Linked DNA regions of Homo sapiens: all the other regions are linked to region 1. A link is a loop called in an ENCODE intact Hi-C map of the cell type or tissue named here. Cell type or tissue: heart right ventricle. All regions are shown on one strand.

Region 1 (5,000 bases):
AGACACATAGCAGGTCCCCAGGAAGTGTGGTTCCTCCCGGCACTGAGCGGTGGTTGGCTCCACTGTGCTCAGTCCAGGTGTGGAATGCCCCATCCCTTAGGAGGGGTCCTCCCAGGCAGGGAGCCAAAGGCTTGCTCAAGATAGAGCCTGCAGCTGTTCTCCACAGAGGCCGCCACACATTGCTGGGTCCGGTGTCAGCTCATCGTGGCTGCAAATGAAACAAAGGGACTAACAAAAACATCTAGCCCTTTGCCACTGATCCTTGAATCCCTGGTCTCCGGCAGAAGGTTGACGGGAGGCCCAGATAGAGCACTGCTTTGCGGGCCTGGATCCCCATCAGTCGCACTGAATGACAGCAGCTGTGGCCACCACTGGGATGGCTGATCCACCTTTAAGGCTGTTCTGGAAGGCTGCACTTAACCCTGGGTTCTCATCCACCCTTCTGGCACCTCCTGACGTCTTGCCGCCTCTCTGCGTCGTCCCACCTGCACACGCCCCGAGCGCCTGTGTTGCGTCTCCAGGCCCTTCTCCTAGCTCTTCTCATATCCCTCTACCTCACTGGGTCACTCATGTAGCGAGGGCCCGGGACGTCTCAGGAGTGGGGCAGAGCTGTGGCTCCAATGAGCCTGGGGTAGTTGAGGAGAGAGATGTGTGGGTCAGTGGGGGCTCAGGCTTCAGTGTTGGAACAATTATCTGTGCAAAGAGACTTGGATAAAGAGGCATGGTCCAAGGCTTCAGACAAGACCATTTAGAGTGGGGGCCATTTGTTTACTCTGTGGACCTGTTTCCAGTTCACGTCCTTCATTTGCTCATCTCGCTGGGAGGACTGTGCGTGCTGCCTTGACTGTCAGCCTCCTGTCCTGGAGTGGATGGAGAAGGACAGGCCCTTGAGGCTGGCGTGGCTTGCTCCATTTTTGGCCAAGCACTAGGGTGCCGGCCTAGGGTGGACATAGAAGCCAGACTGTTTTCCAGGGGGTAAGATGAACCCCACCTGCACTCAGAGGGCCCTGGAGACCCCTGCCCCAGTGGTGGAGATGGGGGCTTGGCTGGGCTCTGGCCTCAGGGTCACTCTGCACTGTGGGGAGTGAGTGTCTCAGTGATCAGGGTGCAGGGTGAGCTCCTCCCTGGACCTGGACACAGTGTCGTCCTTGAGTCCCTCATGCTTTTCCATCCTGGGCCCTCTGTCCATTCTCGCAGATCTCAGCCCACAGGCGAGGGCTCAGATGTGTGTGTGATGACCGATTCAGATGATGTGCGCGGGGACCAACTCAGATGTGCGTGATGATTGGCTCAGACGATGTGCATAGTGACCGGCTCAGATGATGTGTATGATGACGGGCTCGGATGTGCACTGATGACCAGCTCCGATGTGTGTGATGACCAGTTCAGATGATGTGCACGGGGACAGACTCAGATGTGCATGACTGGCTCAGACGATGTGCGTGGTGACCGGCTCAGATGATGTGTATGATGACCGGCTCAGATGTGCATTGATGGCCATCTCTGATGTGTGCGATGAATGGCTCAGATGATGTGCGTGATGACCGGCTCAGATGATGTGTGTGATGACCAGCTCAGATGTGCATGATGACTGGCTCAGATGATGTGCATGATGATGACCAGCTCTGATGTGCATGATGACCAGCTCTGATGTGCGTGATGACCAGCTCAGATGATGTGTATGATGACCGGCTCAGATGTGCGTGATGACCGGCTCAGACGATGTGTGGCGACAGGCTCAGATCATGTGTGTGATGACCGGCTCAGATGTGCATTGATGACCGGCTCCGATGTATGTGATGACTGGCTCAGATGTTCATTGATGACCAGCTCCGATGTGTGTGATGACCCGCTCAGCATCCAGTGTGCTATTGCCCTGGCCAGGAGCAGGAGCAGATTGCCGACCAGGAGCCAGCTCCCAGCAGTGCCAGCCAGCGCCGCGAGGTGGCGCCAGGGACCACACGAACGGAGAGCGTTTCCCTGCGGCTGCTCACTGGCCGGGTCTCCCCTGAGAGGCTTGCTTCGTCCAGCATCTCCCTCCCAGTGTATTGTAACCACGACTCTCCTGTCTTCTAACAAGCAAGTTAGGTGCAGGTGGAAGTGTGGGGTTGGGGTGTGGGTAGGAGAGGTGCCCCAAGCCTCCCTTTCCCCCTGTGCTGCAGCAGGCGGCTACGCGGGTGGAACTGAACTGTGAAACCCCAAATCCGTCTCCATAAAGGTTTTGTGTGTTTGAGAAAAAATGCCTTTGCACTCTGCTATGTTCTATCTCTTGCTCATATCACAGTTCATTGTGTATATTTTACAACTCCTACATATTTTGGGGGCACAGGTGCAATTTTGTTACATGTGCAGACTGTGTAGTGGTCAAGTTGGGGCTTTGGTCTCCATCACGATGCACTTGGAATTGCAAATTTTGGTGGTTCTCTTGCTTGGTAGTTTAGGTTTGGGGAAAGGAAATGTGTGTTCGTTAACTGATAAATATTCCTATTTAGTAAGTACATGTCAGGATAAATGAGAAGGAATCCTTTCTCCTCAGAGAAGCTCTGCAGGAGTCAGTGTCTCAGTCAGCAGCAGCAGGTTATGCTCAGTAACAAACAACCCCACATCAGAGATCTGTAGCAATTGCGGGTTGATTTCTGGCTCATATGCATCTTGGTTCCTGAGGGTGTTGTGCTGTGCTGTTGCCCTCACTCAGGACCCAAGCTCATAGAGCCACTGCCCGATGCTTGCCAGATATCGGGAAGAGAGGGTGTGGTACTGCACACACTGTTGGTTCTGCAAACTTCGGCTGGAAGTGACACCCCTCTGCTCCCATTTTGTTGGGCAAAGCAAGTCACGGGATGGTGCCTAACTTAAGTGGGTGGGAAGGGCAGCTCCCCGTGGCTCCAGCAGGAACAGGAGCCAGGAGATTATGAACAACCTCAGTGACAGCCACAAGACACCTGTACCACCGACATTACCATGCACCTGTGAGTGGCCGGGCCCTGCGCTCACTACCGTGTGAGAGTTAGCTTATGAATCTTCACAACTCCACAATGAAAGACGGTGAAATCACGTGCCCAGGATCACACAGCTAGTAAGTGGCAGGGCTGGAATTCAGGGCCAACTGGCTGCAAGGTCCGTGTGCTGAGCTGCCTCTCTCTGCTGTGTGAGTTTGGATTCTGGAACAATCGTTGGCATAACTAACCACTGAGAAAAGAGACGGGGGTGAGGAGGCTGCCCCAGTTTTCTTTACTGTTAGCTCTGTGATGTGCTGTTGTTGGCTCCATTTCACAGAGGAAGGTGCTGAGGCTAAAAGAGTTTGCCCAAGGTCCCGCAGCGGGTCCGAAGTGCCCGGGCACTATGGGAACCCTGTTGCTTGTCGGTGTCTGTTTCCAAGACGGCAGAAAGCCTGACCATCGCGGGGCCCTGGCGGGAGCGTTGCCATACAAGTTTCCTTCCACCAGGGGGAGCACGTGCCTTCTCAGCAAACCCGCGACCTGTGAGCTTCAGAACCGGGAAGGAGGGGACCTGGGGCTTGTCCAGCCTGGAGCCTTTTTTTTTTAACAGATTCGGAAACCGAGGATCAGAGCGGGGGTGTGCTGTCCCCCAAACACATGCGTACTGGTTCTCGTTGTCATGCATGTTGGTGGTCCTGGTGTCTCCACATACCCCCCACCCTAACTCACACGTGCACACAGACTTTCCTGTGCCCACACACGCTCACACGCACATATATGTGGATGCACAGGCAGGCAAGTACACACGCATGTATGCACATGTGCACGTGTACATGTACCTCACTGGGCCTCATTTCTTCATTCCTAAAACTAAATTCCTAATTCCTAAAAGTGAATCAGCACCTGTGAGGTTGGTTTCGGGTGAGATTAAAATCGGTGGCATTTGCCGTATTTGGGCGGACAAGTCATGAACTTGACATTTTAGATAATAATTCAGGAAGATGTTATGATACCACCCATTATTAAGCAGAGGAGACTGAGGCTCAGAGAAGTTAGGTAACCTGCCCGAGTGTTCACCAATCGTGGGAAGGAGAGCTGAAGCTTGAACCCAGGTGTGCTGGGTTTAAATCCTCCCTTTTTCTCCCCCTGAGACAGCTGGTCATTGAGGGTCAGGTGAGAGGTGCTGGAGCTGAGACCCCAGCTTGGGGGTTGCGCTAAGGAATTTGGATTTCATCCTGCAAGCAGTGGGGAAGTCGCTGACGGTTGAAGAGAAGCTGGAGTTTGATACAGTGGTAGTGAGGTTTTAGAAAAGTTAATCAGACTGTCTGGAAAAAGAGAGGCTGGTATCAGGGAGCCTGGCTGGCAGGGGTTACAGGCCACCAGACCCGAGGTGCGAAGGCTCCCATGGCAGTGGGTAGAAGAGAGACTTTGAAGAGACAGCGAGAAAGCCTTCCAGGGAAGGATCTGTGGGAATCAGGGGGCTGTGGAGAAGAAAGCGGGAAGAGAGAAGGGAGAAGCAGAGCTGGCTTTGGGTGGGTCCAGGAACTCCCTGCCGGCACCCGAGCAGTCCCACCAGGGGCTCATCCCGAGGTGTCTGGGCAGGAAGGTGCCTCCTGGTGAGGGGTTCCGCTGCCTCAACTCTCAGATGCTCCATGCGCTCCTCCAGTTTCCCACTGCCAGGATCCCCACCCTGAACTCGCCTCTGGCAAACTTTGAATGGGCCATGCGTTGGGAGGCCGAGACGGGCAGATTGTCTGAGATAAGGAGTTCGAGACCAGCCTGGCCAACATGGCGAAACCCTGTCTCTACTAAAAATACAAAATTAGCTGGGTTTGGTGGCAGGCGCCTGTAATCCCAGCTACTTGGGAGGCTGAGGCAGGAGAATCACTTGAACCTGAGAGGCAGACGTTGTAGTGAGCCGAGATTGTGCCACTGCACTCCAGCCTGGGCGACAAGAGCGAGACTCCATCTAAAAAAAAAAAAAAAAAGCAGTGGCGCAAAGACTGTATTTCCACGCCGGTTGGACTCTGAGTGCATTTTCCAGCACCAAAGTGGGCAGAT
Region 2 (5,000 bases), 410 kb after region 1:
GCGATTCTCCTGCCTCAGCCTCCCGAGTAGCTGGGATTACAGTCGTGCGCCACAACACCCTGCTAATTTGTATATTTTTAGTAGAGATGGGGTTTCACCATGTTGGCCAGGCTGGTCTCAAACTCCTGACTTCGCGATTCGCCTGCCTCGGCCTCCCAAAGTGCTGGGATTACAGGTGTGAGCCACTGCGCCCGGCCAGCCTGTTTTATCAGCAAGGTATGACCTGTATCTTGTGCCAACCTTCTGTCTCCAGTGACTAAGAATGCCTTAACCTCCTGGGAATGCAGCCCAGCAGGTCTCAGCCGTAATTTACCCAGACCTGGTTCAAGATGGAGTGGCTCTGGTTCAAACGTCTCTGACAAGAATACTTCACGATAGGTGTGGTTTATTCTAGGAATACAGGGTTAGTTCAGTATTCTGAAATCAATCAATGAAATTCATATGAAGACTAAAAAGGGGCAGGGTGTGGTGGCTCATGCCTGTAATCCCAGCACTTTGGGAGGCTGAGGTGGGCATTTGAGGTCAGGAGTTCGAGACCAGCCTGGCCAACATGGTGAAACCCCGTCTCTACTAAAAACACGAAAAATTAGCTGGGGGTGGTGGGGCGCACCTATAGTCCCAGCTACTTGGGAGGCTGAGGCAGGAGAATCGCTTGAACCTGAGAGGCGGAGGTTGCAGTGAACCGACATCATCCCATTGCTCTCCAGCCTGGGCGACAGAGCGAGACTCCATCTCAAAAAAAAAAAAAAAAAAAAAAAAGACTAAAAAGGGGGAAAAGCATGATAATCTCAAAAGATAGAGAAAAAGCATTTGACAGAATCTAACAGCCATTCACCCAATCCAATTCTAAACAAAAAGCCAAAAAACCCGTTAGGGAACATCCTTAACCCGATGAAGGGCTCCGGTGAGAAGTCCACAGCTAAGCTCCTACTTCACGGTCAGACACTGAATGCCTTCCCCCTGAGGAACAACGCAAGAGTGTCTGCTTTCACCACTTTCTTCCCCACCATTTTTTCCTTTGAAATAAAATTTTGAACCACACAGAAGTTGCAAAAATACAGTAGGTCCTATGAAAGGAAAATAAAAACCGCAATGCACCCTTCCAATAGGAAAAAACAGGAAGCTGAGAGCTGAGTCATGCAAGCAGCTGCCTTTCCTCTTGTTCCTAAGCAGAGAGCGACAGAGGAAAGGCTAAAGACCTCGGCAGGTAGCTACTGTGCTCACCTTATCTTATGTGAAGTGCCAATTTACTGAGCACCAGATGAATACACGATTGACTGTTCCCCTGCCTGCTTCTCTTCTCTTGCAACCCGTGGCGGCAGCACTAGGACCGGACCCTCCCACTTCCCCCTCCAGCCTGCTTTTCCCCTTTAAATATGGAAGCCCTCAAAGTCACCTTTGGAGAAAGGCACAGACCACAGACTGTTTCAGCGATTCCGTGTTTTGTCACGTTTTGTTTTGCCTCCCTGGCCTTATCCTTGACCTTGGCAAAATTAACTGGTTGAGAACAGTCTCAGATACTTTTTGGTTCATATCCCCCTTCTGTGGGGGATACATTCCAAGACCCGCAGTGGATGCCTGAAACCATAGATAATGTGGAATTTACTGTTCTACATTCATACCTGCGATAAAGCTTAATTCATAAATTAGGCACAGTAAGAGATTAACAGTAACATAGTAAATAGAACAATTAGAACAATAGTCTAAAATAAGAGTTATGTGCATGTGGTCTCTCTCTAAATATCTTAGTGTACTGTACTCGCCCTTGTGATGAAGAAGGGAAAGAGCAGGATGACACAATATTTCATCCCACTAGGAACAGTATGCAATTTAAAACTTATGAATTATTTCTGGAATCTTCCATTTAATATTTTCAGACCTCAGTTGACCGTGGGTAACTGAAACTGCAGTAAGTGAAACTGCAGATAAGCGGGGCCAGCAGTCGTGTTTCTGTGCAGCATTCATGTGGCTCCCTCCAGTGTACTGATTACCTAAGCACAGTACATTTACCAAACCCAGGAAACTGACATTGCTCTCATCACTTTTATTCCTCATCCTATTGGTGCAAAAGAAAAAAAAAGGAAGTTATTCAGATTTGAAAAGAAGGAATAGAACTATCTTTATTCGCCAGTGACAAGCTTTGACTAGCTAGACAAGCCTAAGAAATCTTCAAAAAATAACTACGAGGCTAGGCATGGTGGCTCACGCCTTTAGTAATCCCAGCACTTTGGGAGGCTCAGGCAAGAGAATCACTTAAGCCCAGGAGTTCAAGACCAGCCTGAGCAACATAGCAAGACCCTGTCTCTACAAAAAAATGTAAAGATTAGCTGGATGTGGTCACGCCTGCCTGTGGTCCCAGCTACATGGGAGGCTGAAGTGGGAGGATCACTTGAGCCCAGGAGATTGGGGCTGCAGTTAGCAGTATTTGTACGACTATACTCCAGCCTGGGTAACAGAGCGAGACTCTGTCTCAAAAAAACCACGAAACTACACATACTAAATTTAATATATTAATATTTAATATATATTAATATGTTAAATTTAATACATTAATATTTAACATATTAATATATTAATTCCACATACAAAATTTAACTTTATTATAACTGCAGTGAACAACTAGAAATTGTAAAATTTTTAAACATTGTCAATTACAGTAGCACCAAAAATCGGGAAATAGTTACGTATAAGTCTAACAAAAGATGTGTGACATCTACATCCTGAAACTACAAAACACTGATGAAAGAAATCAGAGACTCAAAAGAACAAAACAGTATACGTCTTCATGGGTCTACAGACTTGATTTTGAAAAAGAAAAGCAAAGTTGAAGGACTTATACTATCTGGCTTCAAGACTTAATATAATGCTGTAAGTAATCAAAACAGTGTAGTATTGCCATAAGAAAAACAGACACCGACAAGTGAGACAGAATAGGGTCCAGAAATAGACCCTTATGGATGTGGCCCATTGACTTTTGACAAAAGAGCCAGGGTAATTCACCTGAAATACAAAAGACTGTCTTCCCACCATGGTGCTGGGACAACCCTGTGAACCCTGAAAATTTGAGACAGGCCTCAGTTAATTTACTTTATTTTATTTATTTATTTATTTATTTGGGACAGAATCTCTCTCCTGACAGGCTGTAGTGCAGTGGTGTGATCTTGGCTCACTGCAACCTCTACCTCCCAGGTTTAAGTGATTTTCCTGCCTCAGCCTTCCGAGTAGCTGGGATTACAGGTGTGCACCACCACACCCAGCTCATTTTTTATATTTTCGGTATTGATGGGGTTTCACCATGTTGGCCAGGCGGGTCTTGAACTCCTGACCTCAAGTGATCTGCCCTCCTCACCCTCCCAAAGTGCTGGGATTACAGGCGTGAGCCACCGCGCCCAGCCGGGCTCAGTTAATTTAGAGTTTATTTTGCCAAGGTTGAGGACGTGGGCGCCCCTGACACAGCCTCAGGAGGGCCTGGCAGTGTGTGCCCAAGGTGGTCAGGGCACAGCTTGGTTTTATACATTTTAGGGAGATATAAGACATCAATCAACACATGTAAAATGAACATTGGTTCAGTCTGGAAAGGCAGGACAACTCCAAGTGGGGAGGGGGCTTCCAGGTCACAGGTAGATGAGAGACAAATGGATACATTCTTTTTTTTTTCTTTTGACGGAGTCTCTCTCTGTCGCCCTGGCTGGAGTGCAGTGGCGCAATCTCGGCTCACTGCAACCTCTGCCTGCCGGGTGCACACCATTCTCCTGCCTTAAAGTTGAAGTCATTTGTTCCCACAGAGAACAGAGTTGTGAAAGGAAAATATCTTGGGCCCCAAAATCACCAGCTAAAGGGAAAAGTCAAGCTGGGACTGATTAGGGCCATCCTGCCTCCCATTCTATTCAGTCACCCTCTGCTCACCAGGCGTGGTGGCTCACGCCTATAATCCCAGCACTTTGTGGGGCGGAGGTGGGTGGATCACGAGGTCAAGAGATCGAGAACATCCTGGCCAACATGGTGAAACCCCGTCTCTACTTAAAAAAATACAAAAAATTAGCCGGCATGGTGGCGGGCGCCTGTAGTCCCAGCTACTCGGGAGGCTGAGGCAAGAGAATGGCTTGAACCCGGGAGGCGGAGCTTGCAATGAGCCGAGATCGCACCACTGCACTCCAGCCTGGGCGACAGAACGAGACTCTGTCTCAAAAAAAAGAAAAAAAAAAAAAGATAATGAAAAGCAAGCTTTTCATTAAAAATAAAAGTGCAAATCATATATCTGCTACAGGAACAGAATATATATAAAGAACTTACACAACAAACAAGCCAGTTTTCAAACGTGCATAAGATTTGAACAGACGCTTTGCCAAAGAGGATGTGTGAATGACAGAGAAGCATAAAGATGCTCAACATCATTCGTCTTTTTTTTTTTTTTCTGTTTTTTTGAGACGGAGTTTCACTCTTGTTGCCCAGGCTGGAGTGCAATGGCACGATCTCGGCTCACTGCAACCTCTGCCTTCCAGGTTCTAGTGATTCTCCTGCCTCAGCCTGCCAAGTAGCTGGGATTACAGGCATGCGCCACCACGCCCGGCTAATTTTTTTGTATTTTTTAGTTGAGATGGGGTTTCTCCATGTTGATCAGGCTAGTCTCAAACTCCTGACCTCAGGTGATCTGCCCACCTCAGCTTCCCAAAGTGCTGGGATTACAGGCGTGAGCCACAGCACCCGGCCTATCATTCGTCATTATAACCACAATGAAACTTCACTACATGCCCACCAGAATGGATGAAATTTAAAGACTGACAATACCAAGTATTGGTGACGATTTAAACCACTGGAACATGAAGAAATTACTAGCAAGAATGCAAAATGTTTCAGCAACTTTGGAAAACAGTTTCTTTTCTTTTTTTTTTTTTTGAGACGGCATCTCGCTCTGTTGCCCAGGCTGGAGTACCGTGGTGTGATCTCGGCTCACTGCAACCTCTGCCTCCTGGGTTCAAGCGATTCTCCTGCCTCAGCCT
Region 3 (5,000 bases), 400 kb after region 1:
CCCACACAGCCTGAACTGTGGCAGCCTTCAAAGTTAGGCTTATTTTAAATAAATCAGTTTAAAAAAAGCAAAAACAGCTTCTGAACAAATCCATTGAAAGGAAGACTGGGAGCCCCAGCACCAAGCCCCTCTCCGGCCACTGGAGTTAGAGTGATGCTCGGTGAGACCTCAGGTGTGGCCGAGGGCAGCACCCGCACTCCCCTGGGACACACGTGCCCCTTCAGAGTGCTGTCACTTTTCAGCTTTTCTAGCCTTTAAGGATAATCCTAAGGTTGGGGTTACAGCTTGAGGAGCGGGGAGTTGGGGATCAGAGGAGACTTGAGAGTGGTCACTGAACCTTCAGGAGCTGAGGGGAGGGCAGCCGGCCGGCCCTGGGCGGGAGCCAGGTGCGGGCCGGAGGGGAGGCAGGTGTGGAGCCGGGCGGGAGTCAGGTGCGGGGTCTAAGGACAGGTGCGGGGCCGGGTGGGAGCCAGGTGCAGGGGTGCGGCGGGAGCTGGGTGCGGGGCCTAAGGACACTCTGCTTGGCCAGGCTTCAAGGCCGAATGGCTGGCAGTGAAGGACGAGCGTCTGTACGTGGGCGGCCTGGGCAAGGAGTGGACGACCACTACGGGTGATGTGGTGAACGAGAACCCGGAGTGGGTGAAGGTGGTGGGCTACAAGGGCAGCGTGGACCACGAGAACTGGGTGTCCAACTACAACGCCCTGCGGGCTGCTGCCGGCATCCAGCCGCCAGGTAAGAGACGCCTGCCCCAGCCCACAGTGTGGCTTCCACAGCCCAGTCGCTGGGAACCTGCTTCCTCCTGCATTTGCCTCCAAAACCGTTTTTTATTTTAGACATAGTCTTGCTCTGTCACCCCGGTTAGAGTGCAGTGGCACGATCTCAGCTCACTGCAACCTCCACCTCCTGGGTTCAAACGATTTTTCTGCCTCAGCCTCCCCAGTAGCTGGGACTACAGGTGTGCACCACCACGCCCAGCTAATTGTATTTTTAGTGGAGACAGGGTTTCACCATGTTGCCCAGGATGGTCTCGAACTCCTGACTTCGGGTGATCTGGTGATCCACCTGCCTCGGCCTCCCAAAGTGCTGGCATTACGGGCGCGAGCCACCACACCCAGCCTCCAAGGCCGTTTCTTGCTTGATTTTAGTGATTTTGGTTGCCTCTGATGGTGGCTTCCCTCAGGCCAGTGGATTCTGGCGGCAAATGAGCTGTTTTCTCTTTCCTGCCCCACTCGCCCTGGCAGCTGGCCTCCTAGCATCCCAGCCTGTGGCCCGGTTGTCTGCACTGGTGGGTCAGGCCCTGTCCCTACCCCTGGCGCTGGGCCGTGGTGTTCCACACCAACATAGGGCCAGCAGCACTTTGGCCTCCCCCTAGTCAGGATGGAGTAGGCCTTAGGTGCCTGAGGTTCAGGAGGAAGTGACTGAGTCTGTGCCTGGGGCCCCAGACGCTGTCTCCTCTTCCTTGCAGCCTCAAGGCAGCCTCCCCGCCGATGCCTCCCCACATCCAATGGGGGTTTGTTCCCTTTCCTTGGGTTCCTCTGGATCAGCCCCGAGGAGGCTCCGATGAGCCCAAATCCCTGATGCAGCTCACAGGCAGCTCTCGGTGGAACGGGAGGAGGCTTCAAGGGAGCGGGTGCTGCAGGTTCCCTGCATGGGATAACCGAGAACACAGAACCTTCCAGAATCCTGGAGAGCAGGGAGGGGCGGGTTGCTGTGAGCTGGTGGGCCCTGGTGGTCGCAGCCCCTTGCCTGCTACTGCGCACGGCCTGATGGTGTGGGGCTGGGCACACCAGGCCGCATGCGTGTCTGACCCGCGGTCACCCGGTTCCCAGGCTACCTCATCCATGAGTCTGCCTGCTGGAGTGACACGCTGCAGCGCTGGTTCTTCCTGCCGCGCCGCGCCAGCCAGGAGCGCTACAGCGAGAAGGACGACGAGCGCAAGGGCGCCAACCTGCTGCTGAGCGCCTCCCCTGACTTCGGCGACATCGCTGTGAGCCACGTCGGGGCGGTGGTCCCCACTCACGGCTTCTCGTCCTTCAAGTTCATCCCCAACACCGACGACCAGATCATTGTGGCCCTCAAATCCGAGGAGGACAGCGGCAGAGTCGCCTCCTACATCATGGCCTTCACGCTGGACGGGCGCTTCCTGTTGCCGGAGACCAAGATCGGAAGCGTGAAATACGAAGGCATCGAGTTCATTTAACTCAAAACGGAAACACTGAGCAAGGCCATCAGGACTCAGCTTTTATAAAAACAAGAGGAGTGCACTTTTGTTTTGTTTTGTTCTTTTTGGAACTGTGCCTGGGTTGGAGGTCTGGACAGGGAGCCCAGTCCCGGGCCCCATAGTGGTGCGGGCACTGGACCCCCGGGCCCCACGGAGGCCGCGGTCTGAACTGCTTTCCATGCTGCCATCTGGTGGTGATTTCGGTCACTTCAGGCATTGACTCAAGGCCTGCCTAACTGGCTGGGTCGTTTCTTCCATCCGACCTCGTTTCTTTTCTTTCCTATGTTCTTTTGTTCAGTGAATATCCCTAGAGCTCCTACCATATGTCAGGCCCTATGCCTCACCCTGAGAACGCAGTGAGCATGAGGTGGACCTGTTTGCTGGGAACCCCAGGTCACCCCCTTTTCTTCCTACTCTGTGCCTGGAGCATCATGTCCACCCCTGCAGATCCTTGGAAAAGAAAATGTTTATGTTGCAGGGTATTGCATGGTCACGAGTGAGGGCAGGCCCCTGGGGACACATCTGCCCACAGCTGCACAGGCCAGGGCGCAGGCACATCTGTTGGTTCTCAGGCCTCAGATAAAACCATCTCCGCATCATATGGCCAGTGACCGCTTTCTCCCTTCAAGAAAATTCTGTGGCTGTGCAGTACTTTGAAGTTTTAATTATTAACCTGCTTTAATTAAAGCAGTTTCCTTTCTTATAAAGTGGAATCACCAAATCTTATCACACAGAGCACAGTCCTGTAGTTACCCAGCCCGCTCCAGCAGTGCGGGAGATTGTAAGGAAGCGGTGGCGGCTGGTGAAGCAAGTCTCACATGTCGGCGTTCTTGGCCAATGGATACAAAGATAAAGAAAATGTTGCCTTTTTCTAGGAACTGTCAGAAATCCTCATGCCTTTCAAGACTTCTGTGAATGACTTGAATTTTTTATTCCCTGCCTAGGGTCTGTGAACGAGGCCTGTCTCTTCCCTGGGGTTTCTTTCCATGGCCTTTATTTCTCCTCTTCCAGTGGGAGTTTTGCAGGCTCTTCTCTGTGGAAACTTCACGAGCGTTGGCTGGGCCTCGGCTTCGCTGGAGTGTACTCCAGGGTGAAGGCAGAGTGGGATTTGAGACCCAGGTTAGGCACGACCCAGGCTGAGAAGGGACGTTTCCATCATTCACAGTGCCCTCCCCACAGCACTACCTCACCCCGACCCCCACCCTCACTCCTACCCCACCCCGCGATCGTCAGGGGTGCCACGGTGGGCCGGAGGGTGCCGGCTCTGGCTGTCCCTGTGCCGGTCCCTCACAAACCTCTCCCCCTTTGAAACTCAAGCACAGCTGCGAGGAGGGCAGCGAGGAGGGACCCCTCTCTCATGGTTGTCTCTTTCCCCCGCTATGTCATAGGTAGTGGAGGAAGCGAAGGAAGTGAACGCTGAATGTGACGCATTTCTGAAGAGCTCAGCTGTCACCGGGCATAGCCTGGAAGCCCCAAGTCTGTTCTGACTTTGCCTGGCTGTCTCCTTGACCCGCCTCCTAGATCATTGTCCTTGATGTCCAGGCTGGGTCATTTAAAATAGAGATGCAATCAGGAAGGTTGGGGGACTTGGGACTGTGGCTGAATTGAGACCTTGCTGATGTATTCATGTCAGCACCTGAGTCACAGCCCAGGTGCCCGGAAGCAGCCTCTTCGCATAGGCAGTGATTTGCGATTACTTTAAAGCTCACCTTTTTTCTTCCCCTCTCTGTTCGCTGCTGTCAGCATAATGATTGTGTTCCTTCCCTATGGGATCCATCTGTTTTGTAAACAATAAAGCGTCTGAGGGAGTGTAGTTTTCTGTCTCCCGGTCTGTGCTGACTGTTTGCAGAGGCCTGGCCACGAGAGCGCCTGCGCAGGATGCTGGGCATGCGCACGGGAGTCGCCCGCCAGGGCATCCCATCTGGAAACTGCGTCCTCCAGTCCGCCTTGTCCCACTATCTCAAGGCGCTCCAAGAGCACGAGCGCTGTGGTCAGAAAGGTGGGGTCTGAAGCCACTGCAAGCCCGATCCTGGCTCTGTCCCCATCCAGCTGCATGTCCTTAGGCAAATGACCTAACTTTCCTGTGCTTCAGTGTCCTCGTCTGCAAAAGGATGCTCATCGCAGAGCTCATCCCGGGGCTGCAGTGAACGGTAAGTGACTGGGTACGCGCAAGGGGCTTAGAACATCACCTGACGTGTGCTGGGCACCCACGTGCCCGTTTTGTTGCTGCTCATCCCTGGGGAGCCATCTGGATGACTTGGTAAGGAGGCGCTCAGGTGAGAGGTCAGGGCTGAGCTGGTGTCTTTAGTGTGTCAGTGAGTCCACAGGAACAGACGAGGTCGCTCCAAGTGACGCATGGAAGAATCCCCATCACTGAAACCACAGGCGCCAGGGAGGCAGGCACTGGCCAAGAAAGACCTCAACTAGAGACAGGACAGGGGCGGCCAGAGAGGGACAGAAAACCGGGAGAGCGGAATCAGAAAGGGCAATTGCACCCACATCGACCCCTTACCCTTCAGACCCACTCTCCTTCCCCGCCTCCTCCGGGTCCCAGACCCAGTGAACCTCCTCAGTGCCCTCTGGGATGGCCCCTGGGGAGTCCCTGACTCTCTCTGGCACTCGCCTCTCAAGGCAGCCCCCTGGTGCCACTCCCAGTGTCTGGGCTGAGTCCCCTCCCCTGGTCTCTTCTGGCCTGGGAGTGTGACATGGGAGTGACAGCTCCACTGTTAGCAGCTCCAGATGCTACAGCGGCCCCTCGTGCCGCCCGCACGCCCTGCT
Region 4 (5,000 bases), 320 kb before region 1:
ATGGTGAAACCCCAACTCTACTAAAAATACAAAAAATTAGCAGGGCCTGGTTGCGGGCGCCTGTAATCCCAGCTACTCAGGAGTCTGAGGCAGGAGAATCACTTGAACCCAGGAGACAGAGGCTGCAGTGAGCCGAGGTTGTGCCATTGCACTCCAGCCTGGGCAATAGAGCAAGACTCCATCTCAAAAAAAAGAAACCAAACAAACAAAAACCAAAAATACTTGCTGTTGTCCACTAGAGTTATTGAGTTATCCTGAAATATAGTTTAAAAGGGAAATTCTTAATTCTTTTCTTTTAATTGACAATGTTCTGAATAGAGTTGGAGGCTTGTTTTTCCAGTGGATTACCGATGGGTTTTGGTTTGCTTTCTCTCTTTAAATCTATTTATAGCTTTTGTGTATTCATTGTGTATTCAGCAATCATACACAATGAGTACACAAAAAATCACACAACCAATACACAAAAGGTAAAAGTAGATTTAAAAAGTGAGACACCAAGGCTTGATTTTAGGCTCAATTTGTCCCCTCTTTGGCCAAAGATTTCTAATTTTTTTCCCCTCAAAACTGGTAGGCCAGGGTGCCAGGGTGCCGTCCCATCAGTGGTGGGAGGAAAGGGTAGTTGCCCCAGACAGTGGGTGAATGCCAGGGTGCCAGTGTCAGGGAGGGGAGGGGCTGGTGGGTGAATGCTAGGGTGCCAGTGTCAGGGACGGAGGGGCTGGTGGGTGAATGCCAGGGTGCCAGCATCAGGGAGGGGAGGGGCTGGTGGGTGAATGCCAGGGTGCCAGTGTCAGGGACGGAGGGGCTGGTGGGTGAATGCCAGGGTGCCAGCGTCAGGGAGGGGAGGGGCTGGTGGGTGAATGCCAGGGTGCCAGCATCAGGGAGGGGAGGGGCTGGTGGGTGAATGTCAGGGTGCCAGTGTCAGGGAGGGGAGGGGCTGGTGGGTGAATGCCAGGGTGCCAGCATCAGGGAGGGGAGGGGCTGGTGGGTGAATGCCAGGGTGCCAGCATCAGGGAGGGGAGGGGCTGGTGGGTGAATGCCAGGGTGCCAGCGTCAGGGACGGAGGGGCTGGTGGGTGAATGCCAGGGTGCCAGTGTCAGGGAGGGGAGGGGCTGGTGAGTGAATGCCAGGGTGCCAGCATCAGGGAGGGGAGGGGCTGGTGGGTGAATGCCAGGGTGCCAGCGTCAGGGACGGAGGGGCTTGTGGGTGAATGCCAGGGTGCCAGCATCAGGGAGGGGAGGGGCTGGTGGGTGAATGCCAGGGTGCCAGCATTAGGGAGGGGAGGGGCTGGTGGGTGAATGCCAGGGTGCCAGCGTCAGGGACGGAGGGGCTGGTGGGTGAATGCCAGAATGCCAGTGTCAGGGAGGGAGGGGCTTGTCGAAGAGAAACTTTCTTCAGGGCCATTGATTTCCCTGCCTTGTTTGAAGTGCCTGGATTGGGCTCTCTGAAACCAACAACATCTTATTAGAAGACAAGGACTTCTTCTCTTTTCTTTCTTTCTTTCTTTTTTTTTTTTTTTGAGACGGAGTTTCACTCTTGTTGCCCAGGCTGGAGTGCAATGGTGTGATCTCGGCTCACTGCAACTTCTGCCTCCCAGGTTCAAGTGGTTCTCCTGCCTCAGCCTCCCGAGTACCTGGGATTACAGGCATGCGCCACCATGCCTGGCTAATTTTTGTATTTTTTAGTAGAGATGGGGTTTCTCCATGTTGGTCAGGCTGGTCTCGAACTCCCGACCTCAGGTAATCCTCCCGCCTCGGCCTCCCAAAGTATTAGGATTACAGGCGTGAGCTACTGCTCCCGGCCTTTTCTTTCTTTAGAGACAGGGTCTCTCTCTGTCACCCTGACTGGAGTGCAGTGGCATGATCACGACTCACTGCAGCTTCGACCTCCCGGGTTCAAGCGATCCTCCCATCTCAGTGTCCTGAGTATCTGGGACCACCACGCCTCACTAATTTTTGTGTTTTTTTTTTTTTTTTTGTAGAGATGAGGTCTCGCCATATTGCCCAGGCCTGGCAGGTGTTTCTGATAGTCACAAAGCCCCTGCTACTGGGGAAAGAGAAAGGAAGGCCCAGCTAAGACCCAATTAAGAAAATCCCAGAACCAAGAACGAATTGACTGTTCGGCTTTGGTAATCTCCAACGTGTCCACCAGGTGGTGCTGTCCAGCCACGAATCTCCCAGCTTTGATCTCGGGCTTTGGCCGAGGGCACCTCCAGGGCTGGGGTCTCTCATCGTGTTGTCCCCACTTTATTCCAACGTCCACCCCAGGCCTGGGGGAGCCCAGGGAGGACCGAGTCTCCTGGGCCCCGCAGGGCGCACAGAGGTGAGTTTGGTGGTGCCGTCCCGACCTCGACAAGCATCCCAGCGAAGCAGGCTGAGCGCCCGGCTGGCTCCCTCAGGTCCCCTCTTCCGGGCCTTCTCCGTCCTGTTGATTTGGGTGTTTTAATGCAGGAAAGTAGGACACTGGTTGTCACCTGCCTGCTCCTACAAGGAAAATGCATGTTTGTGTGGTTATCCGTGGCCACCCCCACCAGGGCCTGCGGGGGGCCCAGTGCAGTGGAGGTGGGGAGGGGACTCGTGGGCTCCAGGATCCGTGGAGAGTGAGTGTCAGCGGGAGGGCGTCCCCCGACCTTGGTCAATGGAAGCTGCTCTTCCTGGGGGTCCTGCGGGAGGCCCGTGATGGGGGTGGGGGAGGAGGGGTAAACACCGGGCCCTGATTGGCCGCCTGTCCTTGGGTCTTTGCTGGTCCTAAGAGGGAACGGGGAGCACAGCTGGGGTCACAGCCTCAGCTGGGACTCCTGCCCTCCAGCACCTCAGCATCCTCCCTGCGGGTGCTCTCCTGGGGGCTGCTCAGGGCAGGTGGCAAGTAGGGGGCTGTGGGACCAGAGACAGGGGGTGGACATGCCCAGGGCCTGCCCTTTTGGCCTGCCGTGGAGACCCACCCAGGAGCACCTGGGGGCTGACCCTCCCCTGCAGAGAGCAGGGTGAATCCCAGCCCTGCCCTCACCTAACAGCCGGGTTCGAGGGGAGCGTAATTTATAATGAACCCCACTCCTCCCCCAACACCCGCCACAGGCAGGAGCCAGCCTCTCTCCTGACACCAAAGTCATGCTCCTGACCCTGCAGGCCACAGGGTGAGGAGGACCCAGAGGGGCAGCAGGGTGGGGGCGTTTCATAAGCCAGGGAGAGCTGCCCCTGTACATCCTCAGGCCTCACAGTGGAGTGAGGGGCGGGGGTCGCCTGCGTCCTCCACAGGAGCTCCTGTCATTCCACCTCCGGGGGTGCACTTGCCGACTTACCCCAGCCCTGGACTCACAGGCTGTGCTGCTGTCTGCCCAGGGCCTGGCGATTGCTGCGCCCATGATGGGTCCCACAGGCAGGCCCTGCCCTCCCATCGCTGGCTTCTGAGCAGGGGCTTTGGGGCTGCTGGACCTCAGAGGCAGAGCCGGGGCTTCTGGTGTCCCTATGTCTTGGATGCCTGGTGTCCTGAGGCCAGCGCCCCCCAGCTTGCACTGGGACCGTCCATGGAAGCAACTCCTCTTTCATCTCAGGCACTGGGGGTCCCAGGGCCAGGGAAGGGGCTGCGCAGCACCTCAGGAGCCCAGAAGAGCTGCCCGCCAGGGAGGAGGAGCTGGGGGGAGCAGAGGCCTGGACCAGCTGGGATGTTCCCATCGGCGTGTCCCTCCCGCCCAGGCCACGTGGGCAGGGGAGGAAGAAGGGAGGAGGAGCGGAGGGGCCCTTGTCTTCCCAGAGCCTCTCCCTTCCTCCCCTCCCCCTCCCTCTGCTCATCTCATCATGAGACAGCTGGCAAGGGCCTTCGGCTGCCCTGGAGTGCCCCTGCCCTGGCCAAGCTCTTGCCGCCCCCTTCTTCTGGAGGTGCCAGATGGGGCGGGCCCAAGGCAGTGGAGGTCTGGGCCCTGGCTCCAGCTCTGTCTCCTCCTGAGGGCCCTGGAGGAGCCAGGAGGAGGGCCTAGCAGGGCCGGGCAGATGGTGGGCCGGGAGGAGGGGCTGCCTGGGTAGACGGACCGACTGGCAAGACAGATGGTGGACCAGGCAGGGGTCCGGAGCCCGCCCCATCTGCTCCAGTCCCTGGTGGGACTTTTCTTGTCCACCTCGGGCTGAACTGGGATGGACTGTGTGGGTGGCTGTGGCCCAGGCCGGATTCTGTCACACTGGGTCCTCTGTCCCTGGGGCATGGCCAGCCGGGTGCTCATCTGGGGTCTTGAAGCCTCCTCCTGGCAGCTGGCACGTGGCTGGAGGTCATCATGTTTCGGGGGCTCCTGAGGGTCTGGGGGCCATGACTGAGCAGAGCCTGGGGCGCGTCCCGGGAATGAAGCCACCGCTGCAGATGAGGGGCTTTGTAGGTGGGTGGGTGACTGTAGCCCCTGGAGGGGCTGCCTGGGGCCCAACGCTGATAGGGCCCGGGACAGGAAGATGCTTAGTCACGTGTTTGCGCTGCAGGTGCACCCCCAGCCCAGGCGACATCAACGGCCAGCCCCACACACGTGAGGAGGGATTGTGGGCCCAGGGGCGCTCAGGATGGGGCCGGGCTGCTTCTCAGAAGAGGGGACGCTGAGCCCAAGCAGGCTGCACTCCTGCTTGGACGGAAGGTGGATGGGTGGGGTGGGAAGGGGTGGGAAACGCCCAGCCCTGATGGGCTTGCGGGAGCCTGCGGGAGGGCCTTGCGTCTAGCTAAGGCGTGGGGAGCACCTCCCGTGGCCCCGTCCTTAGACCCCCGAGGGGTGGGGCGCTGCGGGTGGATCCTGGGGGTCTGAGGGTGCCAGGAGGATTTCTCATGTTGAGTTCTAGTGTTGATGATGCTAATCCAAAAAATACCTGAACCAAAAACCAATTCCAAAGAAAATCCCGTGCAGCAATGGCTTTCGATCGGCTGCGGCTTCTGTGGAACAGCTTCGGTGTCTTTGGCGTTTGGTGTTTTCGGACAGGCTCGGAAGTCACGCTCCCCAGGCTCAGGAACCCCTCCTTTAAAGGAGGTCGGTCCGT
Region 5 (5,000 bases), 370 kb after region 1:
CAAGATGGCTTTGGTGTTGAAGAACTGGAAAACAGTTATCTTTAACACAATTCCAAGACAGAACTCAGAGGCCCAATATAGTGCAAAGTTCTAGAAAGACAGCTGAAGGCTGGTCATCTCTTCCAGGTGCACCTGGCTCATCCTACTAGGAGGTCTTGTCCCGGCTCTGTCCTACCTTGAGGCAGCCTGGGGATGCTACCAAACTTCAGTGGGCCTTAGCTTCCTTATCTACAAAGCAGAGATAGGTCCAGGGTCTCTTATCTGGAACCAAGGAGGTCAGATATGTTCAGAGTCAGATGCAAATATCCCACAAAGCATCTTACCCAGTGGGCTTCGGGCAGCGCCCCTTCGTTAAACACTTGAATATTCGGCAGTGGGATGAAGGCATCCATAGTCTCAGGATAGTTCAAGCCACATTGTTCTGTCAAATTTGTGTGTGCCAACTTTAGGGAAAAACTAAGGTTTCAGATTTTTTGCATTTCAGGGATTTTGGAGAAGTGATTGTGAACCTGTAGCTTCTCACATGATTAATAAAAAGGTTGGTGGAACAGACACATTGTTCATTGCAACTACCATTATTACAAGTATAATCTTCCTTCCATCCTCTTGGGAAGAGGAGGGAAGGAGGAGATTAGAAAAGGGATTACTCATTTTCCTTGAGGCAGAAACTGGGGATAGGGAGGAGTGGTATCAAACGGTAACAAAGAGAGCCTGGGGTTTCCCAAGATCTTGTGTGAGACCCAAGGCTCGGAGGCATGGGAACTTCCAAAGAATAGGAGTTGAGGTCTGAGCACATGTCTTAGGTGCCACCATCATGGCTCACAACTCAAGGCAGCAGGCAATGGGCAAAGACTCACAAGGCCAGCTCCCAGAGAATACAAGCTTGTCCTCAATAAAGTGAAAAAAAAAATCCAAAATAGAGAGCATGCCAGGTTCCTAATGCTCTTTGTCATCAACTTCACTTCTGCTTTGTAATTTTAAGTAGGAAAGATGGAAACTTTGGCAAGCAAGGGATGTCCTTGCAGAGTGGCTGATTTTCTTCCTTCTCAGCCTTAGGTGCCCCCAAGCAACAAGAGGCAGAGTGTTTTCCCTTTGGCAAAATCCTTTCCTGTTGGGCAACAACAACAGAAATCAAAAATAAAAATCAGCCACAGTGCCTGGGGGATTTCATCAGCCCTGAGATTATGGGTCAGAAGTCAAAGCCAACTTCCAGAAAGACTGAGTCCCCTCCCCAAGGTCTCTCTCTTAGCCCCCACAAACCCATCCTAAAACTCCCTAGGAGCTCACATCTACACAAGGTGTCTGGGTCAAAACCCCTAAAGGCTTCCTGAATATTCCCAAATCATCCCATATTCTTAGTCAAGGGTAGATCCTAGAATGGGAAGAAATATTTCCTGGAACCCCTGGCAGGGAAGGCAGCACGTTCTGTGCCCTCCCTGATTTGGTAATTCTTTCTCTCTCCCTGGGCCTGTCACCACCACTCGCTGGGTCTGTTTACTTATTGCTGGAAAAAGCAATGTGATCTCAGTTAAAGTCTGCAAGACACTCGGTTCCAGATAAGCACAGCATGTCATTAGCAGCACTGTGAGTTTTCCCACCGCGGCCCTAACATCCCGCCTTTCCCAGCTATTTTGGGTCGGGCTGCCCAGTCATCCCACAAGGGCAGAGATTGGTATTGCAAACTTTGAATTCTGTTCCCAAGGGTAGCGACCGGCCGGCTCCGATGGTGACGTCCCACTGCCAAGGGGTGGGAGTGGGGAGAGTCTCCACAGAGCTTCGGAGAAGCTGCTAAGATGGAAAAGTGGAAACTTGGCAGACAGATCCAGCCTCCCTGGCCACTGGCCCATGCTCGTGGCTCCTGGATGGCGCTGCCACGTTCTGAGCAGCTTGGGACAGGTGGAGATCAGGACTGGCAGCTGCAAGGACACACCAGGTGAATAGGTTTCTTTATGGTCCTCACACCTGCAGAAAACCAGGAGGGTAAGGGCGTTCCCTCTTCCAGGAAGCCATGCCTTTCCACAGAAGTCTCCCCTGAGGCCATGTACACGTGTGCCTTGCAACTCTATCAAGCCATTTAATTTCCCTATGCCTCAGTTTCCTCACCTCTGAATATTTACTCTCCTGTTTTGGCAATGAATGTTTTCAGTTACATGGAGACAGGCATATACTGATCGACTAGGCAATATTTTACTTGATAAATAAGATGGGAGGGCCCCCTGGTGGACTCCCCAGTTCCAAGCACTTAACTATGAAATGAGTGAGTAAATGCATGTCAACATATGAATGAATGATTCAATAAAGAATGTCTTGTCCTTTATGCAGAGCCACAGAAACTAAAGAGAATTTCCAAAAGGAGTCTATGGTGAAGTCTCTGAGGATGCAAAGAAGACAAGGAGAATGAAAATCCAATGAAAGCCTGATTGTATTTGTTGACCTTAAGGAAAGTGATTTTATGGTACAGCCTCTCTGGAAGGGAGGGTGTGTTCGCTCACAGAATGCAAATACCCTTTGACCCCCTAATCTTTCTTCTAGGAGTTTCTCCTACAGATAAACTTAGAAGGGTGCTCAAATAAGTAAGTTCAAGGATATCCTCTGAAGCATTGCCGTAGTATAAAAAAAGCACAGATACCCTCAAAGGACATCATTAGGGGCCTGGTAAAATAAATTCCACACAGTGGAACACCGTGTAGCTCTTTAGAGAATAAACAGCTCTCTATATGTGATCTGGAACAATCTCCAAGCTATATTGTGAAGTGAAAATTACAAACCCTTACTGAAAAGCACTAAAGAAAATCCAAAGAAATGGAAAAGCAAAGCGTGGTCTTAGATAGAAGACTCAATATCATTAAAAAAAAAAAAAAACTCAGTTCTCGCTCAATTAAGCTATAGATTCCAAGCAATTCCATTCAAAATCCCAGAAGGTTGAAGGTGGGTGAGGTAGGAGGGGACTTGTCCTACATCATAGGAAGGCTTATTATAAAGACATAATAATGAAGATACTGGTATTGGAACAGATGTGATCAAGTATATTAGTTCAACATGATAGAAGGCCCACCCGACAAAGACCCATGTGTGTATGAAAACTTGATCTATGACAAAATTGGCATTGCACGTATATCAATGGGGATGGGATGGATCAATTCCTAAAAACACACAAGATGATGGGGAATCCACAGAAAAAGAAACGTAAACAGCCAAAAAGTGTAAGAAAAGATATACAACCTCACAGTAATCAGGCAAGGAGAAGACACTGATTACCATCAGATTGGCAAAATTAAGCCATCTGATGATGTCTGTGGAGCTGTTACTGGAAAGGGTCCCAAACCAGACCCCAAGAGAGGGTTCTTTGATCTTGAGCAAGAAAGAATTTGGGATAAGTCCACAGGGTAAAATACAAGCAAGTTTATCAAGAGAGTAAAGGAGGCCGGACGCAGTGGCTCATGCCTGTAATGCCAACACTTCAGAAGGCCGAGACAGGCAGACCACCTGAGATCAGTTCAAGACCACCCTGGCCAACATGGTGAACCCCCATCTCTACTAAAAATATAATTACCCCTATTTACCCCTATTCCTGCCTAACCTCCCAGGAATACAGCCCAGCAGGTCTCAGCCTTATTTTACCCAGCCCCTGTTCAAGTAGCATGCCTGTAATCCCAGCTACTCAGAAGGCTGTGGCATGAGAATCACTTGAACGTGGGAGATGGAGGTTGCAGAGAGCCAAGATTGCGCCATTGCACTCCAACCTGGGCAATAGAGCAACACTGTGCCAAAAAAAAAAAAAAAAAAAAGAAAGAAAAGAAAAGAAAAATGGCTATTCCATAGGCAGAGCACCCCCAAAGGCTGCTGGTTGGCTATTTTTATGGTTATGTCTTGATCATATGCTAAACAAGGGGTGGATTATTCATGAGCTTTCTGGGAAAGGGGCAAGAATTTCTTGTAATTGAGGGTTTCTCCCCGTCATAGGCCATACAGGGTAACTTCCAGACGTTCCCATGGCCTTTGTAAACTGCCACGGTGCTGGTGGGAGTGTTTTTTTAGCATGCTAATGTATTATAATTAGCATATAATGAGCAGTTGGGACAACTAGAGGTCACTTTTGTTGCCATCTTGGTTTTGGCAGGTTTTGGCCAGCCTTTATACTGCATCCTGTTATATGAGCAGGGTCATTGTGGCCTGTATCTTGTGACCTCCTATCTCATCTCAGATCCCGGGAGGTTAAAATGCCTTAACCTCCCAGGAATGTGGCCCAGCAGGTCTCAGCATCATTTTACCCAGCCCCTATTCAAGTTAAAGTTGCTCTGCTTCCAATGCCTCTGACATATTTCCCCCCTCCTTTTTACAAGAGGACCACTAATCCTAAGGGTTGTAGAGGTAGGAAGATTCCCCTTCTGTAGCTTCTTCAGGCTAAATAGGAGTAATGATATTCTCATCTAACTATTAAGGTCTTTTGTATTCAGGGTAGAGAGGAACTCAGTCAGAAAGCATCAGCATACTGACGGCCATTCATAACTCTGAGTTCCAACAAAAGGTGATATCTGGAAGACTGGCAAATGTTCAATTTAAGAAAACGGCGAGTAAGCTTATTCTGCATTCCTACACAACGAGTACAACAGGAATATATTCCACAATAGTAAAGCAAAATAAGTAAAATTATCTGATATGGTTTGCATCTGTGTCCCCACCAAATCTCATGTCCGATTATAGTCCCCAAAGTTGGAGGTAGGGCCTGATGGGAGGTGACTGGATCACTGGGGCAGTTTCTCATGAATGGTTTGGCCCCATCCCCCTTGGTCATGATAGTGGGTGAGTTCTCGTGAGATCTGGTTGTTTAAAAGTGTATGGTACCTCCTCGCTCTCTCTCTTTCTCCTGCTCCTGTCATGTAAGAGGCCTCTCCCCCTTTGCCTTAGGCCATGACTAAAAGCTCCCTGAGGCCTCCCCAGAAGCAGATGCTGCCATGCTTCCTGTACAGCCTGCAGAACCGTGAGCCATTAAATCTTGT

What was found. Hi-C counts contacts between places; a loop is a spot of excess contacts. Peaks named below come from ENCODE experiments on the same cell type or tissue, not always from the same donor. Only the 100,000 strongest peaks of a DNase experiment are listed, where the experiment ranks them.
Region 2: a loop joins it to region 1, with 6 times the contacts of the local background. A loop is called at or near these places in 9 of 110 quality-filtered maps.
Region 3: a loop joins it to region 1, with 5 times the contacts of the local background. A loop is called at or near these places in 10 of 110 quality-filtered maps.
Region 4: it touches region 1 in a loop (13-fold over the local background); 65 of 110 quality-filtered maps call a loop at or near these places.
Region 5: a loop joins it to region 1, with 24 times the contacts of the local background. A loop is called at or near these places in 31 of 110 quality-filtered maps.

What each region holds. Positions count from the first base shown.
Region 1 is chr17:79,390,406-79,395,405 of GRCh38, reverse strand. All of the region lies in intron 2 of RBFOX3 (RNA binding fox-1 homolog 3), which reads left to right. Among named protein-coding and RNA genes, the nearest start is that of RBFOX3, 220 kb to the left of the region's middle. In heart right ventricle, CTCF peaks have their summits at 1,738, 1,939 (motif pointing right) and 3,442 (motif pointing right); DNase peaks (open chromatin) are centred at 1,935 and 3,435; H3K27me3 peaks cover 4,737 bases.
Region 2 is chr17:78,983,137-78,988,136 of GRCh38, reverse strand. No RefSeq gene overlaps it. Among named protein-coding and RNA genes, the nearest start is that of LGALS3BP, 5.7 kb to the right of the region's middle. In heart right ventricle, a CTCF peak has its summit at 1,975; DNase peaks (open chromatin) are centred at 1,262 and 1,949; H3K4me3 peaks cover 1,723 bases; H3K27ac peaks cover 2,561 bases.
Region 3 is chr17:78,990,751-78,995,750 of GRCh38, reverse strand. CANT1 (calcium activated nucleotidase 1) reads left to right here. Exons shown (of 5, transcript NM_001159773.2): 4 at 530-733; 5 at 1,831-4,035. The coding sequence ends at 2,201. Among named protein-coding and RNA genes, the nearest start is that of LGALS3BP, 13 kb to the right of the region's middle. In heart right ventricle, CTCF peaks have their summits at 2,211 and 2,412 (motif pointing left); a DNase peak (open chromatin) is centred at 2,416; H3K27ac peaks cover 669 bases.
Region 4 is chr17:79,705,952-79,710,951 of GRCh38, reverse strand. MIR4739 (microRNA 4739) reads left to right here and starts at 3,703; the gene lies at 3,703-3,776. It overlaps LINC02078 (long intergenic non-protein coding RNA 2078), which reads right to left and starts at 3,686. Exons shown (of 2, transcript NR_109783.1): 1 at 3,296-3,686; 2 at 1-2,480. RefSeq lists enhancers at 2,601-3,222, 3,223-3,844. In heart right ventricle, a CTCF peak has its summit at 2,151 (motif pointing right); a DNase peak (open chromatin) is centred at 2,171; H3K27me3 peaks cover 1,927 bases.
Region 5 is chr17:79,016,939-79,021,938 of GRCh38, reverse strand. It overlaps C1QTNF1-AS1 (C1QTNF1 antisense RNA 1), which reads left to right. Exons shown (of 3, transcript NR_040019.1): 2 at 1,703-1,933; 3 at 2,323-2,730. Among named protein-coding and RNA genes, the nearest start is that of C1QTNF1, 4.7 kb to the left of the region's middle. In heart right ventricle, CTCF peaks have their summits at 2,017 and 2,223 (motif pointing left); DNase peaks (open chromatin) are centred at 1,658 and 2,216; H3K4me3 peaks cover 677 bases; H3K27ac peaks cover 2,255 bases.